2 separate regions of the Homo sapiens genome follow, and region 1 is linked to region 2. Evidence: read pairs that join two places in POLR2A ChIA-PET (ENCODE). Cell type or tissue: Panc1. All regions are shown on one strand. Each heading gives the region's core, and the rest is flanking DNA. Links, peaks and the distances in the headings are about the cores only. Region 1 overlaps LOC105372497 (a long non-coding RNA gene). Region 2 overlaps FKBP1A-SDCBP2 (FKBP1A-SDCBP2 readthrough (NMD candidate)).

Evidence for each region. ChIA-PET counts read pairs that join two places held together with the same protein. Peaks named below come from ENCODE experiments on the same cell type or tissue, not always from the same donor. Only the 100,000 strongest peaks of a DNase experiment are listed, where the experiment ranks them.
Region 1: POLR2A ChIA-PET joins it to region 2 with 15 read pairs; 8 of 35 experiments call an interaction of 5 or more read pairs at or near these places.

The regions. Positions count from the first base shown.
Region 1 is chr20:1,396,170-1,412,728 of GRCh38, reverse strand. LOC105372497 (a long non-coding RNA gene) reads left to right here. Exons shown (of 6, transcript XR_937193.3): 4 at 1-1,617; 5 at 4,282-4,360; 6 at 7,446-7,583. Among named protein-coding and RNA genes, the nearest start is that of FKBP1A-SDCBP2, 11 kb to the right of the region's middle. In Panc1, for the core only: no CTCF peak of the experiment used is centred there; no DNase peak of the experiment used is centred there; H3K27ac peaks cover 6,227 bases.
Region 2 is chr20:1,344,181-1,360,739 of GRCh38, reverse strand. All of the region lies in intron 2 of FKBP1A-SDCBP2 (FKBP1A-SDCBP2 readthrough (NMD candidate)), which reads left to right. The region is part of intron 1 of SDCBP2-AS1 (SDCBP2 antisense RNA 1); the gene reads right to left. Among named protein-coding and RNA genes, the nearest start is that of SDCBP2, 23 kb to the right of the region's middle. In Panc1, for the core only: no CTCF peak of the experiment used is centred there; no DNase peak of the experiment used is centred there.

The DNA of each region.
Region 1 (16,559 bases), core at 2,806-10,805, 52 kb before region 2:
TTCCATTTTTGTCAGAGAACATACTCTATAATTATAATTCTTTTAAATTTGCTGAGGTTTCTTTCATGGTCCAGGATATGTCTATGTTGGTATATACTTCTTGGGTTCTTGAAACTAATTATATTCTGTGTTGTTGGTTGGAGTATTTTATACATGCCTATTAGATACCGTTGTTTAATGGTGTTGTTCAGATCCTCTAAATCCTCACTGATTTTCTACCTAGTAGTTCAATTGATTGTTGAGATTGGGTTGTTTATGCCCCTGACTGTAATTGTGGACTTGTCTATTTCTCCTTTCAGTTTTATTAGCTTTGGCTTTACATATTTAAGTCTCTGTTGCTTGGTGCCTGCACATTTAATATTGTTTTGTCTTCCTAGTGGATTGATCCTTTTATTCTTATGTAATATCCCTCTTTGACTCTAGTAAATTTCATGGTTCTGAAGTCCACTGTATCTGATATTCATTTAGCCACTTCTATTTTTTAAACTAAAATTTGCATAATATATCTTATTATATCGCTTACTTTCAGCCACCTAAATTGTTGAATTTGAAATGAGTTTATCATAAACAACATATATACCCTGCCAATCTGTCTTTTGATTGTTATATTTAATAATTTAAGATTGTCAAGATGACAGGTGTTGAGATGGTCAGTTAGGACAATAAGCCAAATGAAATTAATAGTCAAGACTTTGTTCACTTACTAGGATAGTGAAGTCCAGAGACAAAGAAAAAAAAATGTGTTGGCTTTCCAGTGTTCCATTTTCCCACATAGGACAGCATCAGGTGAAGGTCAGGAGGATCAGTGAAGACAGGAAGATTATCTCACTAACAAGGAGCCCTGAACAAGAAGCTACTGCCATTTTAGAATTTGTTTTTCCATTTCTGCTAAAAATGCCATTCGGATTTTGATAAAGATTTTATTGAATGTTTAGATCAGTTTGAAGAGTGTTGTCATTTAAAAAATATTAGGTCTTCTAATCCATGAACATAGTATATGTCTACATTTATTTATACATTTTCATGTTTTCCAGCAATGTTTTGTAGTTTTCAGTGTACAAGTCTTGCATTTCTTTTGTTAAATTTATATCTAATTATTTTATTATTTTCAATAGTATTATAAAGAGATTTGGTTTTTAATTTCATGTTCAGATTATTCATTGCTGGTATATAGGTATACAAATATTTTTGTATATTTATATTGTATCTTACAACTTTGCTGAGCTTGTTTATTAGCTCTAATAGTTTTTTGTGTATTCCTTAGTATCGTCTATATGCAAGATCATGTCATATGCATATAGAAATGGTTTTACCTCTCCCTTTTAAATCTGGATGCCTTTTAGCTTCTTTTATTACCTTATTGCATTGGCCAGAGCCTCCAGTACAATGCTGAATAGAAATAGTAATAATGGGCATTCTTGTCTAGTTCCTGATGTTAGGAACAAAGCATTCAATCTTTTTTATTTACTTATTTATTTATTTATTTATTTTTGACACAGGTTCTCACTCTGTCACCCAGGCTGGAGTGCAATGGTGCAATATTGGCTCACTGCAGTCTCTGCCTCCTGGACTTAAATGACCCTCCCACCTCAGCCTCCCAAGTAGCTGGGACTGCAGGTACACACCACCACACCTGGCTAATTTTTATATGTTTTTTAGAGATGTGGTTTCACCATGTTTCCCAGGCTAGTCTCAAACTCCTGAGATCAAGCAGTCCACCTGCCTCAGCCTCCCAAAGTGCTGGGATTACAGGCGAGAGCCACCATACCTGGCCTCAATCATTAATCATTAAATATTATATTAGCTGTTGGTTTTTTAATAGATGTTCTTTATCAGGCTGAGGAAATTCTTTTTTATTCCTAGTTTGTTGAACATTTTTATTATGAAAGGGTGTTAGATTTTGTCAAATGCTTTTTCTGTGTCTGTTGAGATGATCGTTTGGTTTTTCCTTATTCTATTGATGTTATGTATTTTATGGATTGATTTTTGGATATTAAATCATCCTTGCATTTCTGGTCATGGTGTATAGTCTTTTTTTGTGTTGCTGGATTCAGTTTGCTATTTTGTTGAGAATCTTTGCATCTTTATTCATAAGGGATATTTGTCTGCAGTTTTCTTTTCTTGTGATGTCTTTGTTCCATATATCTCTTTGTTAAGGAGGAAAATCTTTCCCCAAAGTCCTCTGACAGACGTTCCCACAGTTCTCATTGGCTAGACACCTAATAGGATGGCTATAATAAAAGAGAAACAATAACAAGTGTTGGGGAGGATGTGGAGAAATTGGAACCCTCATTCATCACTAGTGGGAATGTAAAATGGTAGAGCCACTTTGGAAATACCTAAAAAATTAAACATAAAAATTACCATATACAACAATGTCAATGTGTCCCATTGGCTACATGGCCAATCCTTGCTGCAAGGGACACTGGAGAACAAATTACTAATATTTCACCATCTGTCTTGGAAGATAGGCTCTTCCAAGAAGGGAAACAATGGAAAGGAATGGCTACTGGATGAAATGTCTGTTCCAGAGACCACATAGGTATTGGAAAGACTGTTCTGATTATGGTAAGGAGGGTTAGCCAGCATAAGAAAGGCTGGAAATAGGAAAACCAAGTAGGAAGCCACTGCAAACAACCAGGAGTGAGATGTTAAGGCTGAGGCCCAGACAGAAAGTACCTTCAGGCAAGAGCAGAGGCATTTCTCCTGCTGCCACTGAAGATAGCTTTGCCACACTCACTTCTCTTTCTCCTCCAATCTAATACCCCTTGTACTATGGTGTAGGGATGGCCTGGGAGTCAGGAGGTCCAGGTTCTATCTCAGCCTTCTCTGTGGTTGTAATAGTTAGGGCAAAGGCTAGCCCCGAAATGAAATGGCTTATACAAGACAGAGCATTATCTTCCTCTCACATAACAGTCCAGGGAAGTAGGCAGGCTTGTTCCATGAAGTCATCCAGAGTCCCAGGTTGGGAGGAGGGTGGCCCTGCAATCCTCTAGCACATTGTTGTGATCCCCAACTTAGGATGTTGTGTCAAAGTTCCAGCTAGAAGGAGGAGGAAGTAGTGGAAGACACTGGTCCAGTGTCTTCAGCTTGAGTCCCAGGACACTTCCGCTCCAGTTCCATTGTCAAAACCTAGTCACATGGCCATACCTGACATGGCTGGAGAATGTAAGCAAGCTGGGCATGTCATCTAGAATGCAATCAAGATGAAAGTTTCAGGGGAACTGACCACATGCTCGGCCTCATGGATTTGGTGGAAAACCAGCAATTTGCTTGGGAAAGTCCCTTCCCTGTGGTATGACCTGCTCTAAAGCCTTGGACTCAGATACCTCATGGGAATTCAGCAAAGTCTGTGCCCTACCCAACTTCACCATCAGGTACCAAGAACTCACAATGAACAGACATCTTGTCTATACCAACAGCATGGCAGGACATTCGGAATGTGGGATTCAGAGAAACAGAAGGCATGGCTGTGCTGTTAAAGACTCTTCTAGTCAAAGAGAACATGCTGAGACCAAGGCATGTAGATGAACTGTGTCATGTGCATATTCAACCTTCAAGGATTCAACTCATATACAAAGCAGAGCAATATCAAGGAGGCAGGGGTTAGTACTGAGCTTGCAGTAAAAAACGTACTCAGCAACAGAAAGTGAGTGGAATGATGGTTGCCAGGAGCTAAGGGAAGGGCACAGGGAGTCATTGTTTAAAAGGTACAGAGTTTCAACTGGGGAAGGGGAAAAGTTCTGGAGATGGATGGTGATGATGGTTGCACAACAATGTTGAATGTACTTTATGCCACTGAACCTACACTTAAAAATGGTTAAAATGGGACCAGGTGTAGTAGCTCACTGCTGTAATCCCAGCACTTCAGGAGGCTGAGGCGAAAGGATAGCTTGAGCCTGAAAATTTGAGACCAGCCCAGGCAACATAGTGAGACGATATCTCTACAAAAAAATTAAAAAATTCACCAGGCATGGTGGTGTGCGCCTGTAGTCCCAGCTACTTGGGAGGCTGAGGTGGGAGGATTACCTGAGCGTGGGAGGTTGAGGCTGCAGTAAGCTGTGATTGCACCACTGCACTCCAACCTGGCAACAGAGCAAGACCCTGTTATACACACACACACACACACACACACACACACACACACGAGTCTTCATACAAAAATGAAGACTCAAAGAAGTGGCAAAATCTAAGTTCTTGCCTTTTCACTCTGAAGGGCTCATATTTGTAGGGGAACTCCTCCATGCTGGTGCCCTGACAACCTTGCACATTTTTACCTAGGCTACAGGGCAAGGCTTAACCACTGCTGACCTAAGTCTTGGAGGGATACCCCATGGTCACCCAGATCATGAGAAGTCAGGTGAGCTTGCCAGGAGCTGCCACAAGGCCATCTCTCACCCACCTCTCTATCTACAGGAAGACTGTCATGGCCATTTCTCATCTGCCTTGCTGGTTCTGATGAAGCGGGCCTGTCCACTTCCCCTCCTCCCCTCAGGGTACAGCTGCAGGCTGTAAAGCTGCTTTGCTGCAGCATATAATTGGCTCCTCAGCATCAGGGACCCATCACCTCTGTTGCATGTCACTTGGCCCCTTCTGTTCCAGTGTCATCCTGTGATCAAGGGCCATGGGGAGCAATACCATTGTTGTCTGTGTAAGTAATAAGTCATCTTAATCTATATGGGCTCGATGTGTTCCTACCAGCTAAATCGATGACAGAGTGGCAAGCTAACCTGGCAGCTTCTGATACTACTTAGAATCTGTTAGCCTATCTGACAATATCACTTTCACATCAACATGATTGTCCCATCTGGGGGTCATCTGTAGCACACCCCTCATCCTAAGTTGTCCCTGCCCATCACCCCTCCTCAGTATCCAGCCACTATGGGCCCACTAGGTCAACACTTGGTTACTCAGAAGCCTGAACCAAGGGGCATTTTTCAGGCTCCACATGTAGCAAAATAAATCTTCATAATTAAAAAAAAAGTACACAATGTTCACAAGCCAAATAATGGTCCTATGTGGGTTCCCATGCCCACTCCATCTCTATTAGTGCAGAACATTGGGGGTAGCATTTGTTTCCTCCTGCATGGCTCCACAGTACAGAGCAAACAGCAGAGCTACTGGGGCCAGACAGACTTGGGCACATTTCTGGGCGTATGTGTTTTAGTTTCCGGAGGCTGTTGTACAAAATTACTACAGATAAGGTGGCTTAAAACAAAAGAAATGGATTCTTCCACAATTTACTCTTTCACAATTCTGAAGGCCAGAAGTCTGAAATCAGTATCACTGGGGCAAAACCAAGGCGTTGCCAGGGCTATGCTCCCTCTGGGGGTCCTAGGGGACAGTCTGTTCTTGGCTCTTCCAGCTTCTAGTGGCTGCTATCATTCCTTGGCTTATGGTCACAGCACTTCAATCTTCAAGGTCGGCAGCTTCAAATCTCTCATCTCTGTAGTCACAGTACCTTCTTTTCTGTGTGTGTGGGGTCAAATCTTCCTCTACTTTCCTCTTATATACATGCAACTGCATTTAAGGCCCACCCTGCTAATCCATGACAGCCTTCCCATCTCAAGATCCTTGACTTAATCACATCTGCAGAGGCCCCGTTTCCATGCAAGGTAAGAGATTAGAACCTGGTACCTTTGAGAGGCCATTTTTCAAGCTACCACATGTAGCCATAGGCAAGTTATTCTATGTCACTAAGCCTCAGCTTTCCCTTCCGTAAAAGAGGGGTAATAATAGTGATGTTGGGATAAGGATTACATAAGCCACTCTAGGCAAAACACATATCACTGCATTTCTTATGGTTGAGTTAGCTTCCTGTTGCCTTGCTACAAGGTGAAGAGCCACTTTCCTGATCTCCTGGAGCCATTAAGACCCGTCTTGGCCCTTGGTACACACTGCTTGGTGAATCCTCCTAAAGCCATGGGTCATTATTTGTAGCCACTATGATCTACTGATCACAATTCCCAATCCAAATATCTGAGTACATACTTGGGAGTCTAAGAACTATTTTTGGGCTCCAAAGCATCTGAGAGATATAGTTTAGCTTAGACCAACACAGAATAAGAATTTCCTAGACATTTAGAGAGCTGAGGAGAAGAGCTGGTGTGTTTTTTGTTATTTTGAAGATTAATTTTGCTACATCTCATAGCCTGAAAAATGCTCCTTGCTGTCAGAGTGGCCCAGGAAATTCCAGCATGTATAAGCCCTGTAGCTACTGACATAGAACATGAGAGAAGAGTCAAGGGAATGAAGGATTCTGATCCCTTCCACTTTCCCCGGCAAAGCCAGATCATGAAATGCCTTGTAAGGCACCTGAATTTTTTCTGAGTGCAATAGAAAAGCCCTGTAGGGAGGCACAGCAGACATTTTTAAAGGATCTCTAAGAAAATCTCTTCTGGAACTGTAATACCTCCCCTTTGGGAGCTAAGAGTAAGGACTGAACTTCCTGAGGACTCCCAGGACATACCAAAATGGTTCTTTCCCACTAAAGAAAAGTTTCATCCTACCCCTTGTCTCAATCTTGGGCCACAAAGATTCCAGGTGTCCTCATTTCAGGAGGCAAGGGCTTCCATTTCACCATTTTTCAAAGTGGGATTCCCAGACTAACAGCATCAGCATCATTTCAGAACTTGTTAGAAATGGAAATTCTCAAGTTGCACCTTAGACCTACAGAATGAGGAACTGGGGTTGAAGCACAGCAATCTGGGCTCTACCAAGTTCTGCAGGTGATTCTGATGAAGGCTTAAGTGTAAGAACCTCCTGCAGTCATTACACACACACCCAAAGCAACTGATTACCCAGCAAGTACAGCCTTTGGAGATCAAGTGATCTGCGAGTTTGTGGATCATATTACTCAAGAATCTTTTAGTTGCAAGTGGCAGAAAATTCAATTTAGACGAGCAAAAAGAATTTATTGGCCCATAAAGTGGAAAGCTTAAGGGTCATCTAGATTCTGACACTGCTGGCTCTACTATAATCAGGGTTCTCTTTTAATTAGTAACTACACCCAGAAGAATTGGGGATTAACTTTTTGCTATGAACTGAACTATGTTGCCCCTAAATTCATATGCTAAAACCCTAACCTCCAAGGTACTGGTATTTGGAGATAGGGCCTTTGGGAGTGCATGATAAATGCACCTAATAGCAATAAATTAAGTATACCCTGAGAATGACTCTGTATGGCAGACGCACCTTAATGTGGGTTCCAAGCTAGGAAATCTGGGAGTAGCCAACTTGGAGATTCCTTCCTTGTGTATGAGGAACATCTGAGTCTATGAGGAACCTATGGCCCATCCTGTGGAATGCGGGCCATACAGGGGATCGAGACCTTTTGTTTTAGGTCAGGTGAAGTTGCTAGGTGGAGACTGTTGGGGGAGGGTGCTAAGTGAAAATGCTATATAAACTGCATGTCTTTTACAAGCAGTTGTGGTTCTTCTGCCCAGGCCACCACCACTGAGCCATGTGGTTATCCCATCCAGCCTGCCACCACTGGACTGTATGTACCGCAGTTCTCCTATCCAGCCCACCACCACTGGACTCTCTCTCCTGTATGTAAGCCCCAAATAAAACCTCATGTCTCATTTGCTGGCTCTAGGTCTCTTCTTTGGCCTCTTGAACCTGATGCCATCCCCATTGGAGTCAGTAAGGGTTTGGCACAACAGGGAGGTAATGAGGTTTAGAAATCATGAATGGGCACGGTGGCTCACTCCTGTGATCCCAGCACTTTGGGAGGCGGAGATGGGAGGATCACCCGAGGTCAGGAGCTCCAGACCAGCCTGACCAACATGGAGAAACCCCGTCTCTACTGGGAATACAAAATTAGCCGGGCATGGTGGCACATGCCTGTGGTCCCAGCTACTCAGAGGCTGAGGTGGGAGAATCGCTTGAAACTGGGAGGCGGAGGTTGCAGTGAGCCAAGATCGCACCATTGCACTCTAGCCTGGGCAACAAGAATGAAACTCCATCTCAAAAAAAAAAAAAAAAAAAAGAAATCATGAGGGTAGGGCCCTCATGATGGGATTAGAGAAAAGAGACAGCAAAGAGCGTGCACTCTCCCTCTCGTTTTTCTCTAGCTCTTCCCATTCTTTATCTCTCACATGTGAGGATACAGCAAGAAGACAGCTGTCTGTAAGCCAGGAAGAGAACCCTCAGCAGAACCCAACCATAGTGGCACTCTGTCTGGCCCCAGTAGCTCTGCTGTTTGCTCTGTACTGTGGAGCCAGTTATAGTTGGAATGTTTGTGTCCCACTCCCCAAATTCATATGTTGAAATTTCTAACCCACAAGGTGATGGTATTAAGAGATAGAGACTTTGGGAGGTAATTAGGTCATGAGGGTAGAGTCCTGATGAATAGGATGAGCTCTTTTTTTTTTTTGAGACGGAGTTTCGCCCTTGTTGCCCAGGCTGGAGTGCAATGGTGCGATCTTGGCTCTCCATAACCTCCGCCTCGTGGGTTCAAGCGATTCTCCTGCCTCAGCCTCCCAAGTAGCTGGGATCACGGGCATGCGCCACCACCTCGGCTAATTTTGTATTTTTAGTAGACTGAGTTTCTCCATGTTGGTCAGGCTGGTCTTGAATTCCCAACCTCAGGTGATCTGCCCACCTCAGCCTCCCAAAGTGCTGGGATTACAGGCGTGAGCCACTGCGCCCAGCAGGATTAGTTCTTTTATAAAAAGAAGCCCAAGAGAGACCTCTCACTCCTTTCATATGTGGGGATGCAGCAAGAAGGCACCATCTATGAGCCAGAAAGCTTGCTCTCACCAGACATGAAATCTGCCTTGATCTTGGACTTCCCAGCCTCCAGAACTCTGAGAAGTAAATTTCTGTTGTTTATGAATCACCCAAGGTATGGTATTTTGTTACAGCAGCCAGAATGGACTAAGACATGTCCATTCCTAAATCAGTCACTGTATTTAAGGGCTTGAGTCACATGACCACTCCTGGAGCTGAGTGTTGCATTAGTTCCACTTGAACATCATGGCCAAGAGTGGAGAAGGAGTGCTTCCCCAAATGAAAACCAAAGTGCTATTACCGGAAAAGACAAATGTCACCAAATGTCCACCATAGAATTTATAAGAGTTTTGGCTACAGTTTCACCCAAGCCTTATGTTTTGTGCAGTACTAGACAGTCCCAGCCACACCCTGATGATACTGACACAGCAAGGCATCTCCCCTCCCCCTCCTGCTGCCCATCAAATTTAGGACCTTCAGAGTTGGCCTCATGTACTCACTTCCACCCACAAGCACAAGAGCTGGTCTAATCCCCATTCCCGCAGGCCTTTTCACTCAATACACAGACTATCCAAAGGTGAAAGCTTCTACTCCTGGAGGTAGTGGCTTCCCTGTCAGTGGAGATATTCAAGCAGAACCTGGGCAGCCCATTGGAAGCTTCTTTGAGGAGAAGATATGGGCATTTAAGTGGAGACCATGTCTCTGATTCCTGGAGCCTCCTAAGACTGTGATAAGGCTCAAATGTATCAACTCCATCTACTGATGAATGTCTGAAATTTCACCATTAGAGACTGTCCCTTAACCAGAATTCTTAAACCCTTTAAGGTATAAAATATACAGTCAAGATACTGTCAGACATTTATACATTTGATACTTCAAATCCAGAAGGTTTTCTCCATTGAGTAAAAGAAGAGAGCCATAGGAGCTCAAAGGGAGAAGAAGGTGGTTGGGAGTTTTGGCAGTTCCACCTTGGGGACCTCAGACCCCATCCATCTCAGCTATGTTTCCAAACTTCAGATTTGCAGAGGCCCTTTCAGAATGCACATTCTGCTTTTGAGGCTGTAGGTGTTTTAGCTTAGAGACACACCTTTGCTGTTGCTCAAACTCTTGGTCTCAAGCAATCTGCCTGCCTCATCCTCCCAAAGTGCAGGGATTACAGGTGTGAACCACCACACTCAGCCAAGATGGAAAGTTGAAGCAAATAAAATAGAACATATAAGGAAGAATAAAGTGGAAATGTTAGAACTAAAAAATAAAATGAGAACAACAAGAACAAATTCCCGGATGGGCTTGTAACCTGCATGGACCTTGGGGAGCTGAACAAAGGGGGCAAACATGGGAATAAAAGACGAAGACAAGAGAGCATATTTGAAAGAAGGGGTCAGGGGGCTCCTTGCTTCTAGTGAACAAGGGCCCTGAGCTTTAGAGCCCTTCGCATTTATTAGGCAAAAGAGATAGTGAGAAGAGGTGATGGTGATTGTTGGTCAGCAGTTTGATTTACAGCAGGCTTGCAAGACTGCATTCTTCAAACGATAGGCTCTGGATGTCCCAGTAGACAACCTCAATGAGCATGGCGCCAGGGAGTGATTGCTCTTGGCAAACCTCCTGGCAGCAGGCGCAGTCGTGGGTTTGCCCACATCCTGCATTCATGATAAACAGTTTGCTGTTTGATCACATAGCCTCCAGTGGAATGCTGAGTTGGTCATGATCCCTTTGGCCTTTTCAGCTCCCAACATTCCCCCATTCTGTTTATGAATTAATTGAAAGAACGTAAGGCCAGGCTGGGCAGCTCTCATTTTCCAATTGGCAGTCCAACGGATTTCACAGACGATGAACAGAAGACAGAGACAAAACAACATTATTCCAAGAACTACATATAAGATGTTAATGTGGGGCCTTAGATAGGTCCAAGGGTTGAGGCTCTCCAGGCCTTGCTGGAATTCGGTCCAGTCTTCTAAAGAAGGCTGAAACTCTTGAGTTTGCCTATGTAAATCAAGAATTTTGTTTTATAATTCACCAATATCAAAGGTGATGTTGGATGTGAAAGCTCCCTGCAAATGAGCTTTCACAAGGTCCCACGGATACTCACTTTGGTTATAATCTAAGTTGGCTACACAAATATGAGTGTGATTAAAATGACAGCACAATTGCTGTTGCAATTGTAACCTTTGCACTTGTTCCCCTAACCATGGGGATTTCAACACTGTCACTTCAGTTTGTAACTCAGTGTTAATTTTATTCTGAAGTAGCCACACTTGGTTGGCTGTACTTGGTTGGCTGTGTCCAGTTCTCTGTGTACTGAGCCATTTGAGCAGAATTATGCAAAGCTACAGAGGACATCACAACAGAAGTTATCAGTGTGACTAAGGAAACAATAGTAAAAATGATCATGCCTAAGGCTCTACGGACACAGTGAGTAAGCTGAGTTAGAAGATGTTTCACAAAGCGTAAAGCAGGGGTGGCAGCCCAAGGCTTGGATGGATGAACAGGAATCCACAGTCCAGGGATGCGACCCAGAATGATCAAAGTAGAGGTATTCTGTGTTTGCAATGTGCTGTGATTAATGCAGTGATATAACTGACAAGATTTACAGGTCAATTGGGTGTTGTTTACCTGGAGCTGGTGCTTTTTAGCTGCCAGAAAGACATAAGGATTAAAAACACAAACCGTGCTGGGCGCAGTGGCTCACACCTGTAATCCAAGCACTTTGGGAGGCCGAGGCGGGCAGATCATGAGGTCAGGAGATTGAGACCATCCTGGCCAACATGGTGAAACCCCATCCCTACTGAAAATACAAAGAATTAGCCAGGCATGGTGGCAGGTGCCTGTAGTCCCAGCTACTCGGGAGGCTGAGGCAGGAGAATGGTGTCAACCCGGGAGGCAGAGTTTGCGGTGAGCCAAGATTGCACCACTGCACTGCAGCCTGGGTGACAGAGAAAGGCTCCACCTCAAAAAAAACAAAACAAAACAAAACAAAAAACCAAAAAAAAAAAAACCCACAAACCATAAATTGAGTGGTGATATTCTTTACAAATGTAACATTAAGACTGTGTCGTGACCCCGGTCGGCCTTCTCCGCATCTTCGCACTCAAGCTCAGCTGGCTCATGGCCTATACTGGAGGGGCCAGGCCCATGGCTGGCCACCCTGGGTTCCTCCAGTCTCCTGTTCCATGGTCACACACACCTTGAGGGCAACCACACAGTTTGTCCATCTCCTGTAAAAACACAAGCATACCCTCTTCCCCATGTCAGTAAAGCCACCAGACCTTTCCATTGTCCTTCTTCTGGGGATTTCCATAACACTTTTGGATACACTTTCCTCTTTTCCTCTAACACTTGCCAATGTCTTTCTGCTGGAGTCTTACCATCCATACCAGGAATCAAAAAATTTAAAGTAAATAAAGCTAAATGTAATTTTGTTTGAGGTGGTAACTGGTCTCCTAATCCCCCTTTTTGTTTATTCAACATACATTGTAATGTTTGATGTACCCGCTCTATAATGCCTTGTCCTCAAGGGATGTAAGGAATTCCTGTTTTATGGGTTATAGCCCAAAGCTGTAAGAAATTTTGAAAAGCATGACTAGTATAAGCGGGTCCATTGTCAGTTTTTAATTGTTTAGGAATCCCCATATGAGCAAATGATGACAGACAATGTGGCCGTACATGACCAGCTGTCTCACCTGTTTGGCATGTAGCAGGCAGCATATGAGAATAAGTGAAACAAATTAAGCAGTTCGGGGTCTAGAGTACTTTTAATTGTAGCAGTTTCTATGCGACTGGTTACATTCACAACATAGGCTGAATCACAGACAATGTTGATAGGATCTGCAGCTGTGAGCTGTAAAACCTGAATGACTGCAATCAACTCTGAGTGTTGAGCTGAAACCCCAGAGGTCATTATTGTTTGAGTATGTTTAGGTCCATAAATAGCTGCATGACCTTTGGAAGAGCCATCAGTAAAATAAGTCTGGCCACCTGGAATAAGCTTGTGATGAGTAATCACAGGAAGAATGAAAGAATGGACTTTATAAAACTGCAAAATTTTGTCTGAGGGATAATGAAATCAAAGGTTTCTGTAGCTGTAGCTGGGAGGCATGCCATTGCCGAACTCAACTTCTGCCTCTGGTTAATTGCCGCGGGGAATCTAAAGAAGAATCTCCCTGCGGGGTTTAACCTGCCTTTCCAGTTACTGATATCGGGTTAGGGTTTCCTTGTAGGGATTTCCCTAAACCTTTCCCACTCTGATATCCCATGTCCTTCAACATTTTAAATCCTGGGTTATCAAAGTTTTCATATGTAAGTCTCATATCCCATGCTGTAAATCTCGATAAACTGATATGGCTATCAATTTATAGCCATAAATTGATAGCTATATTTTCAACATAAGGCTGAAAAGTACATGATTGTCCATCCAGACCAAGACAAGATAAAAATCTCAGCACTCTGTTGAACACTTTTAGCTGCTCCTACTCCCACTAGGGATGTGGCAGTTATTCTGAGAGGCCATGCTGGGGGCCAGTCCTTACTGGATATTACTGACACATCAGCTCTTGTGTCCATAAGCCCATAAAATTTCTTTCCTTTAATTTGTACTACACAGGTGGGCCTACTAGAGGCTATAGATTGTGATAAATAGATTTCTCGTGTAGTTGTGCTCCCAAACCCTTTATTTCCTTGTTTCTCCTTTAGTGGAGAAGGGTATAATTTGCAGGGAATAAGCAATAATTGTGCTATATATTCTCCCAGTTCAAAAACCCAAAGATCTTGTGACATTAAAACTACTTGAATTTCTCCTTCATAATCAGAGTCAACAACTCCTGGGACTACAGTAATGCTTTGCAAGTTAAGGTGGCTTTTGCCTAAAATTAGTCCCCTGTATCCTGCTGGTAAAGGTCCCCAGATGCCAGTGGGAATTTTGATAGGTTTGTCTCCACCAACTAACATTACCTGTTCTCTGACTGGGAGATCTAATCCTGCACTTCTGGGTGTTCCTGGAATGAGGGAATCAATGTTTCTCCTGGGACCCGCCCCTGAAATGGGGTTGTGGTCTGAACTGGGAATGCCCTCATTGTTTGAGGGACCCAGGTCCAGGCCCCCTTCTCGTTTCCCGACAGTGGGGGATGCCATTCTGATGAAATCTTGAGCGGCACTGATTACCCCAGTGATTTCCTTTGTTACAGCGAGGAGAGTCCTGGCATGTTTTCCACTATGGAGGGAGGGGTACTGCATTATAAGATCCTTTCTGTCCTGAGATCTGGCAGCATTCCTTTTTAAAATGTCCAGTTTTTCCACAATTATAACATTTTCCTACTTTAGGGCTTAATCCTTGGCTCCTTTTAGATTTGTCAACTGCTAGATTAGCCATTGCTTGCGCTAACATTGAAGACCCATGAAGCTCAGTTCCTACATCCTGACAAGCTCTGAGAAAAGTTTTTTGTACACCTCACAGGTGCCAGTGCACGTTTACAATCTGCGTTTGCATTCTCAAAAGCTAAAGTTAAGGTTAGCATTTCCGTGGCAGTGGCAAGAGGAATTTGATGCTTCACTGCCTCTTGTAATCTTGCAAGAAACTGCGCGTAGGGTTCCTGTGACCCTTGCATGATATGTAAAAAGGACAGTACTGGGACTCCCTCTTCAGGAATTGTGGCCCAGGTGTGTTTAGCAGCCTGTGCACACTGCTGATAAGCAGCGTCTGGGAGTGCCATTTGACGTTCCAGGTCTGAATAAGGGCCATTACCCAATAGCATATCCTCTGTAATGTCTCCATGTCCAGCAATATGGTTCTGTCTAGCCTGGTCTGCACACAGTTCTTGCCAATTTAAATACCACGTCAGATATGCACTAGCAGACAAGCAAGTTTGAGCCAAGTGTTTTACATCAAAGGGTAGAAGACACATAGCACCAAATGCAGATTCTACCAATCCTAAAGTGAATGGGCTCTGTACCCCATTATTAGCTACACTCGTTACACTTACAGAAATAGGAAAAGTACAAGGTCCTAAGGGCTCCCCTTAGCTATGGCAGCAGAGCATAAAATTCTTTGTATTGGGGTCACTATTTCTGCTACCAAAGGAGGCGGTACAGATGTTTCTGCAACTGGAGGGGGCGGTGTAGGCCAATTTTTATCCTCCCTCTCCATTTTTTATTTTCAATTGGAGCTGTGGGTGGGACAACAGATTCTTTCAGATTTTTTAGACTCAGCCTGCTGTCCAGCAGAATAATAAGGAGATAGCAGAAGAACAGTACGAACTAGACTCCAAGTGGAGAAAACAGAAGAATCAACTTTAGGACCTTTTTGATGAGCCTGTTTTAATCCTTCTCCTGGTCTATCCCAATTTTCCACATCAAGAGTGCCTGCCTGTGGAAACCATGGGTTATGCGTAATAACCTTTTGTGGCTTCTGCAGGAGGTTAGTTAGTGCCTGCGAATTAACCTGAGCTCCAGACTGTCTCAACAGAACTTTAAGCAACTGCACATGATGTTTTTCTTCAATAGACAAATTCTGCTTCATGTTACCCTGATTCAGAAAACTTCCCATTCCAAGTACTTCTTTAGAGCACTGACCTTATATCGTTCCCAGTACCTCTTTAGGGCACTGACCTTCTATCTGCTGCCAGCAGACTCATCCTGGGGTCCCCGTTCATCTTGTCAATTTCAATTCCTCTGCTCCAGCAGAGCTTCTTCATTCACGTCTTCAAAGTCCCTGTGTTCAGATGCCACGTGTCCGACATCCTTGGAGTCCCTGTTCTGGGTCGCCACTTGTCACCTGCACAGACCTTGGGGGACTGAACAAAGGGGGCAAACATGGGAATAAAAGACAAAGACAAGAGAGCATATTTGAAAGAAGGGGTCAGGGGGCTCCTTGCTTCTGGTAAACAGGGGGCCTGAGCTTTAGAGCCCTTCACATTTATTAGGCAAAAGAGATAGCAAGAAGTGGGGGGTGATTGTCGGTTAGCAGTTTGATTTACAGCAGGCTTGCAAGACTGCAGTCTTTGAACAATAGGATCTAGATGTCCCAGTAGATAATCTCAATGAGCATGGCGCCAGGGCCCTCAGCAAACCTCCTGGCGGCAGGCGCAGTTGTGAGTTTGCCCACATCCTGCATTCATGATAAACAGTTTGCTGTTTGATCATATATCCTTCAGTGGAATGCTGAGTTGGTCACAATCCCTTTGGCCTTTTCAGCTCCCAACAGATGGGTACAATAGCAGAATGGAGATTGCAGGGAAACATGCCAGTGATCTCAAAGATAGAAAAATAGAAATTATCCAATCTGAACAACAGAGAAAAAGGACTGGGGGGAGCTGAACAGAACTTCAGGCACCTGTGAGACAATTCCAAAATATCTAATGTTCGTGTTACCAGGATCTGAGAAGAACAGGAGAAACAGAATGGAGCAGAAGAAAATATCTGAAGAAATAATGGCTGAAAACTTCCCAAATGTGGTGAAAGGCATACACCTATAGACTCAGGAAGCTGAGTAAACCACAAACAGGATAAACCAAAGGAAATCCAACCCCCATTTTTCAGGTTTTAGAACTTCAGGGAGGGAGTCACTTCCCCTTGTCATGAGGGATGCTTATGACTTCAGACTGAAATGATTCCCTGTCTCCTGTTACACAAAGAGAGTGAAAATAAATTTAATCAGTTCAGAATGATATTAAATGAAAGTCAGAATCTCCTGCTCTTTCTCCCAGTTCCATCTCTTAGAGTCACTCACTCTTTCTGTTTTTTGTTCTGGTTTGCTAAGGGTGATCCCAAAGAACTTAACTACTTAACAGAGTTGTTAATAACTAGGCTATATATAAACAGAATCTAAATTAATT
Region 2 (16,559 bases), core at 3,185-11,184:
ATCGCCCTTCAACTGGTCTCACAATTGCCATCACAAACTGAGTCAGCTGGCCAAAGTGATGGGGAGACATTCTGAGAAATGTGTCATTAGGAGATTTCACCATTGTGTGAACATCATAGAGTATACTTACACAAATCTGTATAGTATAGCCTACCTACCACACACCTAGGCTATACGGTACAACCTGTAGCTCCTAGGCTACAAAACTATACAGCAGGTTTGTACAGTGACTGTTGAATACTACAGGCAATTGGAATACAGTGGTAAGGATTTGTGTATCTGAACAGATCTAAACATAGAAAAGGTCATGTGTCACTACATGACGTTATGCCAGTTGGCAATAGGAATTTTTGAGCTTCATTATGGTTTTATGGGACCACTGCTGTGTATGCAGCCCACCACTGATGAGAACATCATACGCAGTGCGTGACTGTACTTCGACCACCAGGGGTACAAGTGCATGGACTGGACAGAAGGAAAACCTCAGAGAACCTGAGGATGTGGATAAGACTGTTTAGTGAGGTTCTCAACTCATCACAAGCTACCAGGTATTCGGCATGGAGGGGTGGTGACAGTTATGCAGGACATTGACATATGATGATACAGTGGTCATTCTTACATAAAATGAAGAAGACTGTCCAGTAAATTCTATGAGTTTGCAGTAGATGGATCATCAAAGGATATGGGTAATCTTGTAGTAACAGGACTATGTTACTAGGAATTTCACTAGTCCTGTTACTAATTCATAGGCCATGGAGCAATATAAGACCAAGGTTACAAACCCCTAAAATTGTCTGGAAAGAGAATGACTTTTTTATGTACTTTGGTCTGAGCATGTGATTCATAAGTATATGACAGCAGATCAATTCAGATACATCCAGAAGAAGCCATCCTTTATTCTGAAATGTCCTAACCATACCTGAAATAAATACTAAGTGATGCACCAGAATTTTCCTCCCTGGGATCAATGAGCAGTAGCATTGAGAGCAGAAACGGCAGCCGTGGTAACAGGAGCTGCTGTGGTCAGTAGGCTCTCAGGGTCTGTCAGGCAAGAGCATAGGATAGTGACAATTCAAATGAAAGCAAAAACAAACATAAAAAGGAATGAACTACTGAAATGCCAACAATATGGATGAATCTCACAGATATTATAATAAGTAAAAGGAACCAGACTTTTTTTTTTTTTTGAGACGGAAGCTCACTCTGTCACCAGGCTGGAGCGCTGTGGCGCGATCTCGGCTCATTGCAACCTCCGACTCCCTGGTTCAAGCGATTCTCCTGCCTCAGCCTCCTGAGTAGCTGGGATTACAGGCATGTGCCACCATGCCCAGCTAATTTTTGTATTTTTAGTAGAGATGGAGTTTCACCATGTTGGCCAGGATGGTCTCGATCTCCTGACCTTGTGATCCACCCACCTTGGCCTCCAAAAGTGCTGGGATTACAGGCGTGAGCCACCGTGCCCGGCCCAGACTTTTACAAACATTACGTTCTATGTGATTTTCTTCATATGGAACTCTAGAAAAGACAAGTTCAACTTACACTGGCAGAAATCAGGCCAGGTCTGAGGCTCAGGATGGAGGAAACTGACTAGGAAGGAAGACAAAGGGAACCTTTTGGGGTAATGGGAGTGTTCTATATCTTGATTGTGGTTAGGGTTACATGGATATACACATTTGTCAATCTCATGGAAATGTATACTTTAAATGGGTACATTTTATTTCATGTAAATTACACCTCAAAAAGTTTATTTAAAAAATACATGGGGCTTCCATGTTCACACAAGATAAAGTAAGTGGACTCCACCCTATTCCTTCTGCTAATTACAACTAAAAACTAGACAAAATACATAAAGCAACTATCAGAAACCTCTAAAGGTGAAGTAAACTAGGCAGACTGGCAAGGAAACTTAAGTCTCAAGGGATGACCTGGCAGGGAGTTCCCAGAGGCTTTCGTAGTGTTCACGTATTTCAACCTGGGCACTAGAGGAAGGCACAATCTGAAATGACCAACAAGCACAGACAACAAAAGTCCTAAGGAAAATGCTTTCTCTAGTCAAAGGACCTAGAAGAGGACAGTAATGAAGGATGGCCTTTTTTTTTTTTTTTTTTTTTGAGATGGAGTCTTGCTCTGTCTCCCAGGCTGCAGTGCAATGGTGCGATCTCGGCTCACTGCAACCTCCGAGGATGACCCTTTTGACAATACTTGCTCTACTCCAGGTGAACACCATCAAAGAAACCACAGCCCTCCTCTCCCCAACAGGCTCTGCAGAGACTGGTGTGGAGTTCGGTGAACCATCCCTGCTGTGCACGAATGTGGGGGCAACACTCCCCTTCCTCACCAGTGATTCTGGAGACAAGTGGAGCTCTATTAATGAGCCCCATCCTGCACTAATGGGATAAGAGGTGACACCCCCTCCCTCCTCCTTCTTCCCATGGGATGCTATGGACACTCTAGGGTAGAGCCCTGTTGACTACCACCTGTCCTGCAGTAACAGAGGCAGCACCTACCCCCTCACAGAGAGTGTGGGCAGAATAACAGAGAGGAGGGAGCTGCGGAAAAAGCGTCTTTCAATTTGTGCACATCCCCAAGTGGCCTATGTGTGAAACTCATCAGAATTAACACAGCAAAAGCTTTAAGAACTGAGCTATGCTGTGGAATACCACTCGGGTTTCTGGGTATCCACTGGTCTCTGGGTAGCACACAGGCAGAGCAGACCAAGATAACGCTGAATTTGAAACCAAACTGACATTCAAACTCACAGACCACAGAAGTGAGTCATGATGTGCATTCTGAATTGAAGCAGGTTGAATGCATGCTAAAGTAGAAAATATAAAAAGGAATCAGAGTTTCATAATACCCAAAGTACTGATAATATTGAATATTACTTGTCATGTCAGAAAACAGAAAAAGTCAACCAGAATGAGAACAGGCAATCAACAGATGCCAATACCAAGATGGTACTGATGTTGGGATTGTCTGGCAAGGATTTTTAAAGCAGCTATCATTAAAAAACAAACAAAAACACTTTTAACAAGAAACTATGAACACTCAAAAAACAAAGGTTCAATAAATAAAAGATACAAAGAAACCCCAGCCGGGTGCGGTGGCTCATGCCTGTAATCCCAGCATTTTGGGAGCCCAAGGTGGGCGGATCACCTGAGGTCAGGAGTTTGAGACCAGCCTGACCAACATGGAGAAACCCCGTCTGTGCTAAAAATACAAAATTAGCTGGGCGTGGTGGCGTGCACCTGTAATCCCAGCTTCTTGGGAGGCTGAGGCAGGAGAATCGCTTAAACCCGGGAGGCGGAGGTTGTGGTGAGTCAAGATTGTGCCATTGCACTCCAGCCTGGACAACAAAGAGTGAAACTCCATCTTAAAAAAAGAAAAAAAAAGAAAAAGAAACCCCAAATGGAAGATTTATTTTATTTTAAATCATTTTTAAAAAAATAGAGACAGGGTCTCACTACATTGCCCAGGCTGCTCTCAAACTCTTGTGCTCAAGCAGTCTGCCTGCCTCAGCCTCCCAAAGCGCTGGGATTACAGGTGTGAGCCACTGTGCCCAGCCTATTTTATTTTTTATTTATTAACTTATTTCTTTTGAGACAGGGTTTGTCTCTGTCACCCAGGCTGGAGCGCTGTGGCGTGATCTCAGCTCACCTGCAAGCTCCACCTCTTGGGCTCAAGCGATCCTTCCACCTCAGCATCGTGAATAGCTGGGACTACAGGCACATGCCTTCATGCGCAGCTAATTTTTTGTATTTTTTATAGAGATGGAGTTTCGCCATGTTGCCCAGGCTGGTCTGAAACTCACGGACTAAAGTGATCTGCCCGCCTCAGCCTCCCAAAGTGCTGGGATTACAGGCATGAGCCACCACACCCAGCCCCAGATGGAAGTTTTAGAACTTAAAAATATATATATATACACAATAACAGAAACAAACTCATTGGATGGACACAATGGCAGAGTGGAGATGACAGAGGAAAGAAACATTGAACTTGAAGACAAACCAATAAAAGTTACACAGTCTGAACAGAGGAAAAAAAAGACAATAGATTTTTTAAAAATGAATAGGACTTTAAGGACCTATGGGAAAATACTCCAAGATCTAAATACTCTTTAGAGCTATTGAAGTTCCATAAGGACAAGAGAAAGAGTGCAGTGCTGAAAATATACTTAAAGAAATCATAGCTGAAAACTCCCCAAATTTGGTGGAAGGTGTAAATCTTCAGATTTAAGAAAATGAGCAAACCCCAAGCCAAGAGGACTCAACAACCCTAAAATAGTATGCACTGAACAACAAAGTTATAAAATAATGTGAAAACTGACAGAATTGAAAGAAGAAATAGATAAATCCACAATTACAGCGTGGACTTCAACATCCTTCTATCACTAACTGATAGAACCATTAGACAAAAAAAAAAAAATCATCAAAGATTAGAAGAAATTAACAACATGAGCAACAACATTTAAGTGACATTTCTAGAACATTCCATCCAACAGCAGCAGAATACACATTTTTTTTTCAAGTGCACATGGAACATTTACCAAGATAGACCATATCCTGGGACATAAAACAAACTTTAACAAATTTAAAATAATTGAAGTTATGTGAAGTATGTTTTCTGATCAGTTGTGATGGAATTAAACTGTATGCCTCTCACTCATTCTTAAAATGCAAGGCTGGTTTTATACTGAATTAATAATTAGTAACCTTCCAAAAAAAGAAAGTACAAGACCCAGATGGTTTCACTGGTTTCACTGGTGAAACCAAATGTTTAAGGAATAAATAGTATCAATTCTCTGCAATTTCTTCCAGAAAACGGAAGCAGAGGGAATACTTCTTAACTCATCCTATGAGGCCAGCACTACCCTAATACCGAAACGAGATTAAGATATTATAATAAAGGAAAATTAAAAACCAATCTCTCAGGAACACAGATGTACAACTCCTCAATAAAATACTAGCAAATCAGGAGGAGGTGGAGCAAGATGGCTGAAAAGAAGCCTCCAGCAATTGTCTACCCTGCAAGAACACCAAATTGCACAATGATCCACACAAAAAAGCACCTTCATAGGAGCCAAAAATCAGACAAGTGATTACAGTACTTGATATTAAAATCATATTAAAGAAAGAGGCACTGAGTGTGGTATGGAGAGAGAATATGTGCACTTCTGGAAGAGAGCACAGTGATTGTGGGACACTGCAATGGAACTCAGTGCCGCCCTCTCACAGTGGAAAGCAACGGGGCAGAACTTCGCGAGTGCCCATGTCCTAGCCAGGGGCAAATCATCCATCCCAGCAGTCAGAACGTGAGTTCTGGCAAACCCCGCCAAAGTGGGCTAAAGTGCTCTGGGGTCCTAAATAAATTTGGAAGGCCGTCTGGACCAGAAGGACTGCAATTCCTGGGCAAGTCCTGGTGCTATGCTGTGTTCGGAGCCAGTGTACTTGGGAGGCATGTGACCTAGTGAGACACCAGCTGGGGTGATCAAGGGAGTGCTTGTGTCATCTCTCCCCCAACTCCAGGCAGCACAGCTTACAGCTCCAGGAAAGACTCTTTCCCTCTGCTTGAGGAGAGGAGGAGAAGAGTAAACAGGGCTTTTTTTTTGGCAAATTGGATACTAGCTCAGCCACAGTAGAATAGGACACTAAGCAGAGGTCTGAGGCACTCGTTCCAGGCTCTAGCTTCTGGATGACATTTCTAAACTTACCAGAAAGGAACCTACTGCCAGAACAGAAGGACCCAGTTCTGGCAAAATTCATCACCTGCTGACTAAAGGGCCCTTTGGCCTTGAATAATCAGCAGTGTTAGCCAAGTAGTACTGGCCGCAGGCCTTGGGTGAGACTCAGAGCCACACTGGCTTCATGTGTGACCCAGTACATTCCCAGCTACGGTGGCCTCAGGGAGAGACCCCTTCTGCCTAAGGAAAGGAGAGGGAAGAGTAAAGGGGACTTTGTCTTGCAGCTTGGGTACCAGCTTGGCCACAGTTGGGTAGAGTACCGAGTACCAAGTGGGACTCTGGGGCCCCGATTCCAGGTCTTGGCTCCTGGATGGCATTTCTGGACCTGTACTGGGCCAGAGGTAAGCCCACTGCCCTGAAAGGAGAGAATCAGGACTACAAGCATTCACCATAAGCTGACTGAAGAGCCCTTGGGTCTTGAATGAACATAGGTGGTAGCCAGGCAGTACTCACCACGGGCCTAGGACAGTGGTGGCCATGGGGAGACTCCTCTGCCTGAGGAAAGGGGAGGGAATAGTGGAAAGGACTTTGTCTTGTGGCTTGGATGCAAGCTCAGCCGCAGTAGAATAGAGCATCAGGTAGACTCCTAAGGTTCCCAACTACAGGCCCTGCCTTCTGGACGACATCTATGGACCCACCTGGGGCCAATCTCAGACAGAGATTGATGAATATTTGGATAGATAATTCAAAATAGCCATTTTGAAGAAACTCAACAAAATCATGTTGATAACAGAGAAGAAATTCAGAATCCTATCAGATAAATTTAACAAAGAAGTTGAAATAATTAAACAGAACCAAGCAGAAACTCTGGAGCTGAAAAATGCAACTGACATACTGAAGAATGCATCAGAGTCTCCTAACAGCAGAATTTGTCAAGCAGAAGAAAGAATTAATGAGCTTGAAGACAGTGTATTTTAAAATACAGTCAGGAGACAAAAGAAAAAAGAATAAGAAAGAATGAAGCATGCTTACAAGATCTAGAAAATAGCCTCCAAAGGGCAAATCTAAGAGTTACTGGCCATAAAGAGGCAGTAGAGAGAGGGACTAGGGTAGAAAGTTTATTCAAAAGGATAATAACAGAGAACTTCTCAAACCTAGAGATATATCAATATTCAAATACAAGAAGGTTATATAGAACACCAAGCAGATTTAACCCAAATAAGACTACCTCAAGACATTTAATAATCAGACTCCCAAAAGTCAAAGATAAAAAAGGATCCTAAAAGCAGCCAAAGAAACAAATAACATACAAAGGAGCTCCAATACATCTGGTAACAGACTTCTTAGTGGAAACCTTACAGGCCAGGAGAGAAACTAGCATGACATACTTAAAGGGCTAAAGAAAAACTAACCTTTTTATACTGGAATTTATCCAGTGAAAATATCCTTCAAACATGAAGGAAAAATAACGACTTTCCCAGACAAACAAAACCTGAGGGATTTTATCAACACCAGATCTGTCCTACAAGAAATGCTAAAGGAATTTCTTCAATTAAAAAAACAAAAAGGATGTTATTGAGCAATAAGAAATCATCTGGGGGCTCACACCTTTAATCCCAGCCCTTTGGGAAGCCAAGGTTGGGGGATTGCTTGTGTCCAGGAGTTCAAGACCAGCCTGGGTAACATAATGAAACCCCATCTCTACAAAAAGTAAAAATTAGCTGGGCATGGTGGTATGTGCCTGAAGTCCCAACTATTTGAAAGTCTGGGATGAGAGGATTGCTTGAGCCTGGGAGGTTGAGGCTGCAGTGAGCCACACTCCATTGCAGTCCAGCGAGGGTGACAGTGAGTCCCTGTCTCAAAAAAAAAAAAAAAATCATCTGAAAGTATAAAATTCACAGATAATCATAAGTACACAGAAAGACACAGAATATAACACTGTAACTGTAGTGTGTAAACTACTGATCTCTTGAGTAGAAAGACTAAATGATGACCCTGTCAAAAATAATAACTACAACTTTTCAAGACATAGTATAATAAGATATAAATAGAAACAACAAAAAGTCAAAAGCAAGGGGATGAAGTTAAAGTGTAGAGTTTTTATTCATCTCTTTGCTTGTTAGTTTGCTTATGCAATCATTGTTAAGTTGTCATCAGTTTAAAATAATGGGTTACAAGATATTATTTGCAAGCCTTATGGTGGCCTCAAATAAAAAAACATACAATGGATACACAAAAGTAATAGCAAGAAATTAAAACATACCACCTGAGAAGTCACCTTCATTAAAAGGAAGATGGAAAGGAAGGAAAGAAGGAAAAGAAGACTACAAAACAACCAGAAAACAAATAACAAAATGGCAAGAGTAAGTGCTTATCAATAATAACATTGAAGACAAATGGACTAAACTCTCCAGTTAGAAGACATAAAGTAGGCCGGCCACAGTGGCTTACACCTGTAATCCCAGCACTTTGGGAGGCCAAGGTAGGTGGATCACCTGAGGTCAGGAGTTTGAGACCAGCCTTGCCAACATGGCAAAACCCCGTCTCTCTACTAAAAACACAAAAAACTAGCCAGGCATCATGGCGCGTCTGTAGTCCCAGCTACTTGGGAGGCTGAGGCAAGAAGATTGCTTGAACCTGGGCGCTGGAGGTTGCAGTGAGCCAAGATTGTGCTACTGCACTCCAGCCTGGGTGACAGAGAAAGGCTCCATCGAAAGAAAGAAAGAGAAAGAAAGGAAAGAAGGAAGGAAGGAAGGAAGGAAGGAAGGAAGGAAGGAAGGAAAGGAAGGAAGGAAGGAAGGAAGGAAGGAAGGAAGGAAGGAAAGGAAGGAAGGAAAGGAAGGAAGGAAGGAAGGAAAGAAGGCAGGCAGGCAGGGAGGGAGGGAGGGAGGGAGGAAGGAAGGGAAGGAAGGAAGGGTGGCTGAATGGATTTTAAAAAAATAAGACCCAATAATGTCTTGCCTACAAGAAACACACTTTAAAGACACACGTAAACTGAAAATAAAGGGATGGAAAAAGACATTCCTTGCAAATGGAAACCAAAAAAGAGCAGTATATTTCAAGACAAAAACTATAAAAAGAGACAAAGAAGATCATTATATAATAAAGGGGTCAATTCATCAAGAGAATATAACAATTGTAAACCTATATGCACTCAACACTGGATCACCCAGATATATAAAGTATATATTATTAGAGCTAGAGAGACAGACTCCAGTACAATAACTGGAGACTTCAGCATCCCACATGCAGCATTGAACAGATCATCCAGACAGAAAATCAACAAAGAAACATTGGACTTAATCTGAACTATAGATTCCATCTATAGACCAAATGGACCTAAAAGATATTTATAGAACAGTTTATCCAATGACTGCAAAATACACATTCTTCTCTGCACATAGATCATTCTCAAGGATAGACCATATGTTAGGCCCCAGAACAAGTATGTAAAAATTCCCAAAAATTGAAATACTATCAAGTATCTTCTCTGACCACAGTGGAATAAAACTAGAAATCCAATAACAAGAGGAATTTTGGAAACTGTCCAAGCACATGGAAATTAAACAATATGCTCCTAAATGACTAGTGGGTCAATAAAGAAATTTAAGAAGGAAAGTGAAAAACATTTTGTTATCGTATAAAAAATTTACAAGTAGAAAAAAATAAGAAAAAAGAAAAAAATTTGTTGAAATAAATGAATACGGAAACACAACATACCAAACCCTATGGGATACAACAAAAGCAGCACTAAGAGGAAAATTTACAGCAATAAGCACCTACATCAAAAAAGTAGAAAAACTTCAAATAATCTAATGATGCATCTTAAAAAACTAGAAAAGCAAAAGCAAAACCCAAAATCAGTAGAAGAAATAAAGATCAGAGCAGAAGTAAATAAAATTGAAATTAAAAAATACAGATCAATGAAACAAAAATTTGTTTTTTTGAAAAGACAAACAATGTTGATAAATTTAGCCCAACTAAGAAAAAAAAAGAGAGGAGACACTAATAAAATCAGAGATGAAAAGGAGACATTAAAACTGATACTGCAGAAATTCAAAGACACTACTATTATTAGACACTACTATGAGCAACTATATGCCAATAAATTGGAAAATCTAGAAGAAATAGATAAATCAACCTACCCAGATTGAACTATGAAGAAATCCAAAACCTGAACAGACTAATAACAAGCAATGAGATCAAAGCCATAATAAAAAGTCTCACAGCAAAGAAAAGCCCGGGACCCAATTGCTGCACTGCTGAATTTTACCAAACATTTAAAGAAGAACTAATACCAATCCTACTCAAACTATTCTGAAAAATAGAGGAGAAGGGAATACTTCCAAACTCATGCTACAAGGCCAGTATTACTCTGATACCAAAACCAGAGAAAGACACATCAAAAAAAGAAAACTACAGGCCAGGATCCCTGATGATCATTGATGCAAAAATCCTCAACAAAATACTAGCAAACCAAATTCAAAGACACATTTAAAAAATCATTCATGGCCGGGCATAGTGACTCACGCCTGTAATATGGTGAAACCTCATCTCTACTAAAAATACAAAAATTACCTGGGCATGGTGGTGGGGGCCTGCAATCCCACCTACTTGGGAGGCTGAGGCAGGAGAATTGCTTGAACCTGGGAGGCGGAGGTCACAGTGAGCCATTGCAGATTGCGCCATTGCACTCCAGCCTGGGCGACAAGAGCGAAAGTCTGTCTCAAAAAATAATAATAATAATTAATTATGACCAAGTGACATCCATCCCAGGAATAAAAGGATGGTTCAACATATGCAATTCAATCAGTGATACATCTTATCAACAAGAATGAAGGACAAAAACTACATGATCATTTTAATTGATGCTGAAAAAGCATTTGATAAAATTCAACATCCCTTCATGATAAAAACCCTCAAAAAACTGGGTAGAGAAGGAATGTACTGCAATATAATAAAACCCATATATGACATATATGACAGACCCATCACTACTATCATACTGAATGGAGAAAAACTAAAATCCTTTCCTTTACGATCTGGAATAAGCCAAGGATGCCCAGTACACTATTATTCAACATAGTACTAGAAGTCCTAGCTAGAGCAATCAGACAAAAGAAAGAAAGAAAGAAAGGGCATCCAAACTGGGAAAGAAGAAGTCAAATTACCCTTGTTTTTAGACAATCTGATCTTCTATTTGGAAAAACCTAAAGGCTCCACCAAAAAACTGTTAGATAAATTCACTAAAGTTGCAGAATACAAAATCAGCATACAAAAATCTGTAGCATTTCTATATGCCAAGGATGAACAATCTAAAAAAGAAATCAAGAAAGTAATTCCATTGGGAATAGCCACAAATAAAATACCGAACAATAAACTTAACCAAAATAGTGAAAGATCTCTACAATGAAAACTATAAAACATTGGTAAAATAAATTGAGGAAGACACAAAAAATAGAGATATTCCATGTTCATGGGTTGGAAGAATCAATATTGTTAAAATGTCCATATTATCCAAAGCAATCTACAGAGTCAATGCAATTCCTATCAAAATACCAGTGACATTCTTAATAGAAATAGAAAAAATTCTATAATTTATATAGAACCACAAAAGACCCAGAATACCCAAAGCTATTGTGAGCAAAAGGAACAAAACTTGAGGAATCACATTACCTGGCTTCAAATTATACTACAGAGCTATAATAACCAAAACAGTATGTTAATGGCATAAAAACAGACAGACTAATGGAACAGAATAGAGAACCCAGAAACGAATCCATCTGATCTATTTAAACAAAGATGCCAAGAATATAAATTGGGAAAAGGACAGTCTCTTCAATAAATGGTGCTGGAGAAACTGGATATCCATATGCAGAAGCATGAAACTAGACTATCTCCTGCAATATATACAAAAATCAAATTAAAATGGATTAAAGATTGAAATCTAAGACCACAAACGATGAAACTACTAAAAGAAAACATTGGAGAAACTCTCCTGGACATTGGACTGGGCAAAGTAATACCTTACAAGCACAGTCGGCCAAAGCAAAAATGAACAAATGGGATCACATGAAGTTAAAAACCTTCTTCACAGCAAAAGAAACAATCAACAAAGTAAAGAGACAACCCACAGAATGGGAGAAAATATCTGCAAACTATCCATTTGATAGGAGATTAATAACCAAAATATATAAGGAGCTCAAACAACTCAATAGGAAAAAAAATCTAATAATCTGAGTTTAAAATGGGCAAAACATCTGAATAGACATTTCTCAAAAGAAGACATACAAATGGCAAACAGGCGTAGGAAAAGGTGCTTAACATCATTATCATCATCAGAGAAATGCAAATCAAAACTACAGTGAGATATCATCTCACCCCAGTTAAAATGGCTTTTATCCAAGACAGGCAATAACAAATGCTGATGAGGATGTAAAGAAAAGGCAACCCTCATACACTGTTGGTGGGAATGTAAATTGGTACAAACACTATGGAGAACAGTTTGGAAGTTCATCAAAAAACTAAAAATAGAGATACCATATGATCCATCAATCCCATTTCTAGATAATACCCAGAAGAAGGGAAATCAGTATATCAAAGAGATATTTGCACTCCCATGTTTATTGCTGCACTATTCACAATAGCCAACATTTAGAAGCAATGTAAGTGTCCATCAATAGATGAATGAATAAAGAAAATGTGGTACATATACACAATGGGGTACTATTCAGCCATAAAAAAAGAATGAGATCCTGTCATTTGCAACAACATGGATGAAACTGAAGGTCATTATGTTAAGTGAAATAAGCCAGGCACAGAAAGACAAACTTTGCATGTTCTCACTTATTTGGGGGAGCTAAAAGTTTTTTAAAATTGAACTCATGGAGATAAAGGTAGAATGGTGCTTACCAGAGGCTGGGAAGGGTAGTTGGGGGAGTAGGGAGGGAAATGTGGATGGTAAATGGGTACAAAAATATAGTTAGACAGAATGAATAAGATCTAGTATTTGATAGCACAACAGGGTGACTACAGTCAACAAAATTTATTGCACATTTTAAAATAACTAAAAGAGTATAATTGGATTGTTTGTAACACAAAGAAAGGATAAATGCTTGAGGTGATGGATACCCCACTTACACTGATGTGATTATTACACATTGAATGCCTGAATCAAAATATCACATGTACCCCATAAATATATATACCTACTATGTACCCCCAATTTTTTTTTAAAAAAATTAGCAAATCAAATCCAACAATGTATAAAAATCATTATACACCATGATTTGACCAAGCAGGATTTATTCCAGGCAGGAACAACTGGTTCAACATTCAAAAATCAATTAATGTAATTCATCAAATCAATAAGTTTAAGAAGAAAATCATGTGATCGATCATATCAATGGATGCAAAAAAGGCATTGCCAAAATCCAACACCCTTTCATAATAAAAACTCGCAGCGACCTAGGAGTAATAGGAAACATTCTCAAATTAACAAACGGGAGTTACAATAATTCTACAACTAACATCATACTTAATGATGAGAAACTGGATGTTTTCCCCCCTAATATTGGGAACAAGGCAAAGATGTCCCCTTTCGCCACTCCTATTTAATATTGCACTAGAATTTCTTGCTAGTGCAATAAGACAAGAAAAGAGAATAAAAGGCATGCCAATTGGGAAAGAAGAAATAAAGCTGTCTTTATTTCTGTGTACAGTGTGGCATGATTGTCTAACATAGAAAATCCCAAAGATTCAACAACAAAAGACTCCTGGAACTAATAAGTGATTATAGGAAGTTCACAGAATATAAAGTTAATATTTAAAAGTTTAGTGCTTTCCTTTATGCCATCAATGAACAGTTGGAAGCTGAAATTAGAAACATAATGCCATTTACATTACCACCAAAAATAATGAAATACCTAGGCATAAATCCAACAAAATATGTACAGGATCAATATAAGGAAACACAGAAAACTCTGATGACAAAAATCAAAGAAAATATAAATAAATGGAGAGATATTCCATGTACATGAATAGCAAAACTCAATAATTTTAAGACGAGAATTCTCCCCAACCCTATCTATAGATTCAACACAATTCCAATAAAATTCGAATAAGTTATTTTGTGAATATTGACAGATTCTAAAGTTAATATGGGAAGTCAAATGACCTAGAATGACCAACACAATCCTGAAAAGGAACAAAGTCAGAGGATTAACACTACCTGACTTTATGACTTACTATAAATCTACATTAGGCAAGACTGTGTGGTATTGGTGAAAAAACAGACAAACTGATCAACAGCACAGAATAGAGAGCCCAGAAATACACCCACATAAATATAGTCAAATTATATTTGTCAAAGAAGCAAAGGCAATTCAGTGCAGGAAGAGGGAAGAGGAGAATCTTTTTAACAAATGGGAAAATCCAGACAGTCCTTCCACCTTTTATAAAAGTTAGATCAAAATGGATCTTAGACTTAAATGTGAAACATAAAACTACAAAACTTACAGAAGCTAATATAGGAACCAATCTATGTGGTTTGTGGTTTGGCGATGAGTTTTTAAATTCAACACCAAAAGCACAACCCATGGAACAAAAAATTCTTAAACTGAACTTTATTAAAATTAAAAACTTCTGCTCTGTGAAAGAATGTTAAGAGAATGAAAAGGTAAGCCAAAGATTAGAAGTTATTTGCAAAACACATTAACTGATAAAGGACTGGTATTCAAAATTATAAACACTTAAAACTCAACAATAAGAAAAGAACCTAATTTTTTACATGGGCAAAAGGTCTGAAAATTACACCTCACTAAAGAAAATATGCAGGTGACAAATAAGCATAGAGATGAAGATCCACATCATATGTCATTAGGAGATTGCAAATTAAAATGAGATTTCACTACATATCTTTTAGAGTGACTAAAATCCACAAAACTGACAACACCAAATGCTGGCAACAGAATGCTCTTTCATTGCTGGTGAGAATGCAAAACGCTACAGCTACTTTGGAAGAGTTCAGCAGTTCCTTATAAAACTAAACATATTTGCACCATATGATCCAGTAATTGCACTCCTAGATATTTACCCAATTGAGTTGTAAACTTATGTCCACACAAAAACCTGCACATAAATATTTATAGTAGCTTTATTCACAATTGCCAGAAACTGGAAGCCACCAAGATGTCCTTTAATAGGTGAATGAATAAACAAAGTCTGGCACATCCATTCAATGGAATATTATTCAGCAACAGAAAGAAATGAGCTACCAAGCTAAGAAAAGACATGGAAGAAACAAATGCATATTGTTACATGAAAGAAGCCAGTCTGAAAAGTCTACATAGTGTATGATTTCTACTATGACATTCTGCAAAAAGCAGAACTATAGGGAATGTAAAAAGGTCAGTCAGTGGTTGCCAGGGGTTTGGTGTGAGCGCAGAGGGTTAAATAGGTAGAGCACAGAGGCTTTTCAGGGCAGTAAAAACTATTCTGTATGACAGTGTAATGGTGGATACACAATATTATGCATTTGTCAAAACCCCACAGATCTGTACAATACAAAAAAAGAGAACCTTAATATAGACTATAGTTAATAATAATGTATCAATATTGGTTTGTTAATTAAAACAAGTGTCATTGGTACATAGTGCCAAACTGTGCTCCATAGGTTCAAAGGGCCCTGCTTCATGTACTCTTTCCTTTGTGGTCTTTGTGTCATCAACCAAGTTGTTAGGGTTGATTTGCAAGGTAGCTGGTCCCCTGGTTCTTTCCTCTCCACGTGAGCCTCCACAGAACTGCTTGCGTGTCCTCACAACACAGTGGTTGGTTTCCCCCAGATCCAGTGATCCAAAAGACCAACATGGAAGCTGCAGTGCCTTTTATGACCTAGTTTGGAAGTCACACATTGTCACTTGCATCATACTCTACTAGTAACAGATCAGCCCTGATTCACTGTGGGAGGAGACTACACAAGGGCATGAATACCTAGGAGGTAAGTGTCATCCGGGACCATCCTGAAGGCTGGCTACCACAGGCCCAAAGCCTGTTTCCAGACCCAGCTCCCGCAGGTCTTGAGGTTCAATCCCTACTTCCAACAGTGGGACCTTTATTTTTGGTTTCTGGTCGAGAAAGATTTTGAGAATGAGTGTATATGTTTATATTTATGTATGTATTTAAAAATTTTTTCTATCATTTTTGTGTTTTTCAAGTAAAAAGATAGATTTTAGCATGTGCTAATCTATCCACTTGATCCCCAAATCTCCTATTTCTCTTCTAAAAGTTTATTTTTCCATTATAAAATTACTACAGCTTTATAGTAAGAGAGGTATAGAAGAATTCAAAATCTTATCCCTTCCAAAACAACTTGTAATAATTCATTATTGTCTTTTCTTCCAGTATTTTTAAAATAAGTTTTTTTTTTAATTTTATAAAACATGCAGCTAATGCATATTCATTTTGGAAAAATTATTTAATAGATAAAAACCAAAAACAATAAAATTACTAGCATTTGTAATTCTTCACCCCGATTTATTTATTTATTCTAGGTTTATTCTAGGTTTTTTTCCTGTGCACACACATAAAAATTCATATACATATATATACCCACACCTTTTAAAAGTGGGTTTCTACTGCATATGCCACTACTTGCCTGGGTTATTAAATTTATTCTTGGAGTGTCATTTAAATTCCTGAAGAGCGATCTGCTATATGAGTGTGTGTGTGACACTCTTTAGTCAATCACTATTTTTAATCACCTAGACTTTTTTTCACTACTATAAACGATGTGATGAAGATCCTTGGCTAAATCTTCATTCACCTCACAGTTATTCCTTAAAGCTAAATCCTAGAAGTAGTAGAACTCTTGGTTCAAAAA